Regions from separate parts of the Mus musculus genome. Here region 1 is linked to region 2. Evidence: chromatin contacts called from ENCODE Hi-C or POLR2A ChIA-PET data. All regions are on one chromosome and are shown on one strand. The core of a region is the stretch at or near the end of the contact, and the rest is flanking DNA. Distances in the headings are between cores, read along the strand shown. Region 1 overlaps Kcnmb4 (potassium large conductance calcium-activated channel, subfamily M, beta member 4). Region 2 holds the start of Cnot2 (CCR4-NOT transcription complex, subunit 2).

Region 1 (2,700 bases), core at 38-2,537, 150 kb before region 2:
AGGAACATCAATAGAAGCTATGCACTAAGCTTACCCTATAAGCAATCACTCCAGAGAACTAGATTATGCCTGGGACCGTCACAGATGTGGGCCATATCAGAGAGTGTCTCAACAGACTTTCTGAGAACGGAGCCGCAGCAGCTCTGCACTCACACAGTGACTTTAGTGTCTTTAGAGTCACATCAGACACCTGTTATGTGTAACCTCTGTGAAGGCTCCTGTCTTCTCTCGGTGGGGTGGGGGGTGGGGTGGAACAAGCATCAAGATCGAGTTTTGCAAGCAGAAAGATGGGTATGAACTTCTGCCTTAAGGAAGGAAGGAAGTGAAGGAGGGAGAGAGGAAGGGAGAGGGGAAGGGAAGAAAAAAGGAAGGAAGGAAATTAGCACCTGCCTTCATCTTTCTGCTTCCTAACTGTAGACGTGATGTGGCCAGCTGCCTCGGAGCCTATCACATGGTCACAGCCACTCTCACCCTGCCTCCAGGCTTCTCCACAGTGATAGCACGAACGAACCCTCAAACTGTGAGCTGAAATAAATCCTTCCCCCTTCAAGTTGCTTTTCTCACGGCAACAAGAAAGTAACAGTGTGTCTTCTAGTCTCTCCCCGCGACATCCGCGACACCCGCCACACCCGGAGCCTAGGAACTTAGAGCTCAAATCTGCTTGCTTCCAGCAGGGTCTGCTCCTGTAGAGAGACTGCAAACACATAAGAAAGAGTCAGGTTTGAAAGATCTAACAGCCGCATTTTGTGTCATTTCCCTAAGCTGAATCATGTTCTCAGCCCTCGTTCCAGGCAAAGAGGACACGGAATCATCGCAGATCGCACACTCGCGACGTGGGTGTGAGAAACCGTTTCCAGGGAGAAGATGACAAACACGCTGACAAACCCAAAAATAAGCACACGAGCAGGGATTCCATTGGGCGCTTGGAGGGCTGGCAAGAGCTTCGGCATTTGGGTTCTCAAGGAAATGAGCAGGGTAAGGGACCCCCCTCGGGTTTCACTGTATCTGTCTCCTTCCTGTCTGAACACAGCCAGGCGTACTGCGTGCAGTCCAAAGATGGCGTTTTAAAGAAGGTCAAAAACCACTTTCTTCCCCCATGATACCTGAGGAGTGGGGGTCAACATGGCAAGGGCTTCTTATGTAGTAAGAACGGAAGGGTGGGGCCGGGGAGGGGGCAGAACAATGCTGGCTCAGCCACACCCGTGGGTTCCTAGTAAAGTGGTATATTCAGGCGCCTGCTCAGATCCACTTGGCTGGTCTCCCTGGGGTTCCCGGACCTTGAAGAGAGCCTTACATCCTGTTAAGCTCAAAATGGGAGCTCAACAAATGTTAGTGGGGCGGCAACAGACTTCAAAGCGTGATTGAAGCCACTGAGTTGCAGCTGAGCAAATCTGGAGGACGGGGGAAGCAGGTTCGCAGACTTGCAGGGGATTCGTTCAAAGGCCACCTAGATTTGTTGGAAACTGTAAATGCCATGGATGGATTTGCCTAAACAGTCCTGTGTGTTTACTTGTGTTTTCACGGGCTGTGCCAACTATTTTCAGATAATTTCCAAAACAAGTGATCATTTTTGCTTTGCTGTTTGCCTTTCTGGTTTTTGTTGTTGTTGTTGTTCTTTTAGGAATGATTATGCATATGTCCATGTGTGTGAAGAGGTATACACACACACACGTGAGTGTGTGTGCACGTATGCACACGTGTAGGCCGGAAGTCAATCTCAGGGGCCATCTCTTGTGTGCTATCCACATTTCTCAAGACAGAGCATACTCGCTGGTTTTATGTCAATTTGACACACGCTAAAGCCATCTGAGAGAACTTAATTAAGAAAATGCCTCAATTAGATTGGGTTGTAGGCAAGCCTATAGGGCATTTTCTTAATTAGTGATTCATGGGGCAGGACACAATCCATTGTGGGTGGTACCACCCCTGGGCTGGTAGTCCTGGGTTCTATAAGAAAGCAAGCTGAGCAAGCCATGAGGAGCAAGCCAGAGAGCAGCACCCCTCCAAGCCCTCAGCCTCAGCTCCTGCCTCCACATTCCAGTCAGCCTTGCTCCAGTTCCTGTCCTGACTTCCTCCTGTGAGGAACAGTGCTGCGGAAGTGTAAGCCGAATAAACCCTTTCCTCCCCAAGCTGATTTTGGTCATGGTGTTTCATCACGGCAATAGGAATCCTACATAAGACACGGGGTCCCTCATTGACACGGAACTTGCCAAGCAGTGAGGGTGGCTGGCTAGAGATGCCCAGGGACCTGCCTGTCTTCTCTGCCTCCCCAGTGCTCAGACTGAAATCATCTGTCTCACAACAACAGGGCGGGGGTAGGGTTTGGGGGGAGTGGTCCTCTGACAGTCATCTTACTGGGAATTAAATTCAGGTGCTGACCGAGCCCAGCCCCCTCTCTGCCTGTTTGTAAAATCCCTATCTAGCCCAACCTCTCCCAGTGTGACAGTTTCTGTCTCCCCAGCTCATCCTGCTGAAGCGCTTGCTCTCCCTCATCGGATGGACCCCCAAACCTCTCCTCCAGGGTAACCCCCACTCTGGCCTCACATGCTATGGAAGGCTGCCAGCCTGGAGCTGGATGCCCGTGAAGGGAGCTCGGGCAGGCACAGGACCACCCAGACTCAGCCCACAGCAATTCCCTCCACAATGTACTCAATGCTTCATCGCCATTAATGTCTAAGTTAAATCCAGTATCCTAGAATT
Region 2 (2,714 bases), core at 152-2,651:
CTGGTTAACGTTCTACCATTTGCCAATAATCTAAGGATCATATTGCTGTATTTTATTAGGAACTGTCCAGATGATTAAAGAGAAATCTTTGACTAAGGATTTAATGAAAATGAAGCAAAACACTCTTAACACTTGTCTTCCCAGATGTTGAAAAGTGGAGATGTCCCCCTAGGATTTCCAAGAAAGTACCTATGTGTAAGATTTATTTATTTTTATTTTCTTTTGGAGGTAAAAGCGTACTGATTGGATCTAACGTAAATGCAAATAACAAAACCTTAGAAATAATTTTACAAAAATAAAATTACAATTAGATTTCCCGAAGGGCCTACAGATAACAAGAATTATAAGCTTTTCTCCTAAGCAAACAGTACCTCAATTAAGAACTACCGGGTTTCTTTTAACCCAACTTATTTCTTCTATGAAACTTTGAAGTGAAGACCTAAAACAAAACGGCAAAAGGTAGAGGGGGCCCGGCGGAAGTAGAAACCAGGGCTTGCAACTTCACAAGAGTGGCTCGGGTTCCTCCTCCGCCGCCCCAGGACCATCGGAACTCAAGAGGCTACACCACTAGAGAGGCTTCCCACTCCAGGCACGGGGGCAGAAGCAGCATCTGAGTTTCTCTCTCGCCTTTCCACCTTGCAAGAAAGGCCCCTTCGGTATAGCTCAGGGCCTGGAGGCTCCCGAGGCCCGTTAGCCAGTGCGATGTCCCCATCTTACACAAACAAACAAATAAAAAAAAAAAAAGAAAGAAAGAAAAGAAAACCACACAAGTGGCGGAGGATGCGCGTGTATGGCCAGAAACGTAAAGCTTCAAGGACCAGCAGCTGCTGGGAACGTGGCAGGCAGGAGCCGTGTCCAGTGGCCGGGGCTCCTGGATGCTGCTGCCGCCGCCACCGCCGCCGCTGCCTTCTCTCCTAGCCCAGGAAGCAGCACGGCGGCAGCGGCTGCTCCGCGCCGGCGGGAGCCGGGGAAGCCCCGCGGCGGGCAGCGGGGGCCCGGGCCTAAGCTCCGGAGCGGCTGCGGCTGCGGTAGCTGCGGTGGTGGCGGCGGTGGCGGCCCGAGCACGGCGACGCTTTACGTCCCGTCCACCCCGCCACACACCCCCTCCCTCCTCCAGCGCCGCCACCCCCTCCCCGCCCGCCCGCCCGCCCGCTCCGCTCTTCCCTCTCTCGATTGGAGCCGAGACAAAAGCAACGGGAAGCGGCGGGCCGGGACGCTACCCGCGGACCCCGGGCGCGACCGGACCAGCCCCGAGGCATTCCCCCGCCTTGAGGGGGCCCCCAATCCGCCTCCCCCGCCGCGTGCCCCGCCGCCAGACTTCCGAAAATTGGCCAAAAACTCACCGCATGAATTTTCTTGTCCCGCGGATCCAAGATGGCGACGTATCCACCGCGGAGGCTGCTGGGAGCAAGACCTTTACCCTCTGACCCCCGCCGTGACCCCCGTCGCTCCGACTCCGCTCGAAGGCGGCGGCGACGGCGGCTGCAGCAGCAGAAGCCGGCGAGCGAGCGAGGCTCGCCGAATGGACGGAACGCCGCCCGTACGCCAGTCGACCGTGAGAAGCACAACGCTCGCCTGGAGCCTTCCCGGGCTTCCGCCGCCTCCCGCGGAAGGTGCGGCGCTGTCTTGTGGCGGTGACCGAGGAGAGTGGGGCCTGGGCGGCCTCTCCGGGCTCCCGAAGCCAGACCGCCGCCACGCCGGGAGCTGCTGCGGCCACGCCTGGAGCTGCGGCCTGGGGTCCGAGCGAGCGGGCGAGCGCGGCCTCGGGGGCGGGGAGAAGCCGAGGGTGGCGTGGGTCCGCCCACCGGGGGACGCGCAGCGTGTTTGTGTTTGTGTTTTCCTCGGACACCCCGCCCCCGAGCACCTCCTGCGGGCTGTCCCCGGGCTGTCCCCAGCCTGCTGCGCGGCGCGGTGCGGTGCGGTGCCTGCGGTGCTTCGGTCCTCCCACCGCCCCGCTGCCTGCGCTACCTGGGTGCGCTCCCCCAGACACCCGCCGCACGCCGCCCGCACCTCCCGAGCAGTGAGTTCCCCTCCGCTGGAACCTAGGCGTTTGATCGCCGCCCCCTCTTCCTTTTCATGCTCCCCTTTTTTTTACCTGCCCCCCCCCCCCCCGGTCTAAACCTGGTGAGAGGAAGTAAGGGGGAAGCGTGTTTTTAAAGCACTGCCGGGAGTACTTAATCTAACCGAACGGTGTTTGTGGCACTTTATTTAGTTCCCGCCCGGCGCGCCCTTGGTAAACCTTAGTGACCAGCTGGCTCATCCACTAGACCTTTTGAAAATACGGTGGCTGTGGTTGGGAACTAAAGTGTTTTGCTCTCCAAAGCCGGACTGTCCCTGAAAGTGAAATTACTTTTTATTGCTGTAATACTCTTAGTTTACACCTTTGAACATCCACAAACTTCGTGTTTTACGGTTACTTAACTTGCTAAAAAGCCTCTTTGTGCTTTGAAGTTGCGAGTTTCATAACGTATCGCTGTTCATGTTTGAGTGGTAGAGCTTACTAATGCGGATTACTACTCATTTGAAGTAAATAAAGTTTCTGCTGTAGTTTAATAAATTACCTCCTTCCAGCCCGCCAGTCTATATAGTTAGATATAGATTCTGTGATAAACGGAAGCGATATATATTTTTATCATAGAAAGCTAAAGGCAAGAAATAGGATACAATAGCCTACGGTGAAATTAAAAGTACCTTTGTCATGGTTTTGAAAGTAA

The links. A loop is a pair of places that touch in the nucleus more often than their neighbours do. ChIA-PET counts read pairs that join two places held with the same protein, here RNA polymerase II (POLR2A).
Region 1: a map of left cerebral cortex shows a loop between it and region 2 (5-fold over the local background). The contact joins the enhancer-like site here to the promoter of Cnot2 in region 2. A Hi-C loop is called at or near these places in 1 of 37 maps with a recorded cell type or tissue (left cerebral cortex). POLR2A ChIA-PET finds 5 or more read pairs at or near these places in 1 of 5 experiments (embryonic stem cell).

Annotation. Positions count from the first base shown.
Region 1 is chr10:116,427,353-116,430,052 of GRCm38, forward strand. All of the region lies in intron 2 of Kcnmb4 (potassium large conductance calcium-activated channel, subfamily M, beta member 4), which reads right to left. Among named protein-coding and RNA genes, the nearest start is that of Kcnmb4os1, 11 kb to the left of the region's middle. Within about 2 kb of position 1,288, at least 1 of the 3 ENCODE cell types and tissues checked has a DNase peak (open chromatin) inside an H3K27ac peak, as active enhancers do; it is left cerebral cortex, where a contact is called at or near this core.
Region 2 is chr10:116,580,110-116,582,823 of GRCm38, forward strand. It overlaps Cnot2 (CCR4-NOT transcription complex, subunit 2), which reads right to left and starts at 1,402. Exons shown (of 16, transcript NM_001037846.3): 1 at 1,344-1,402.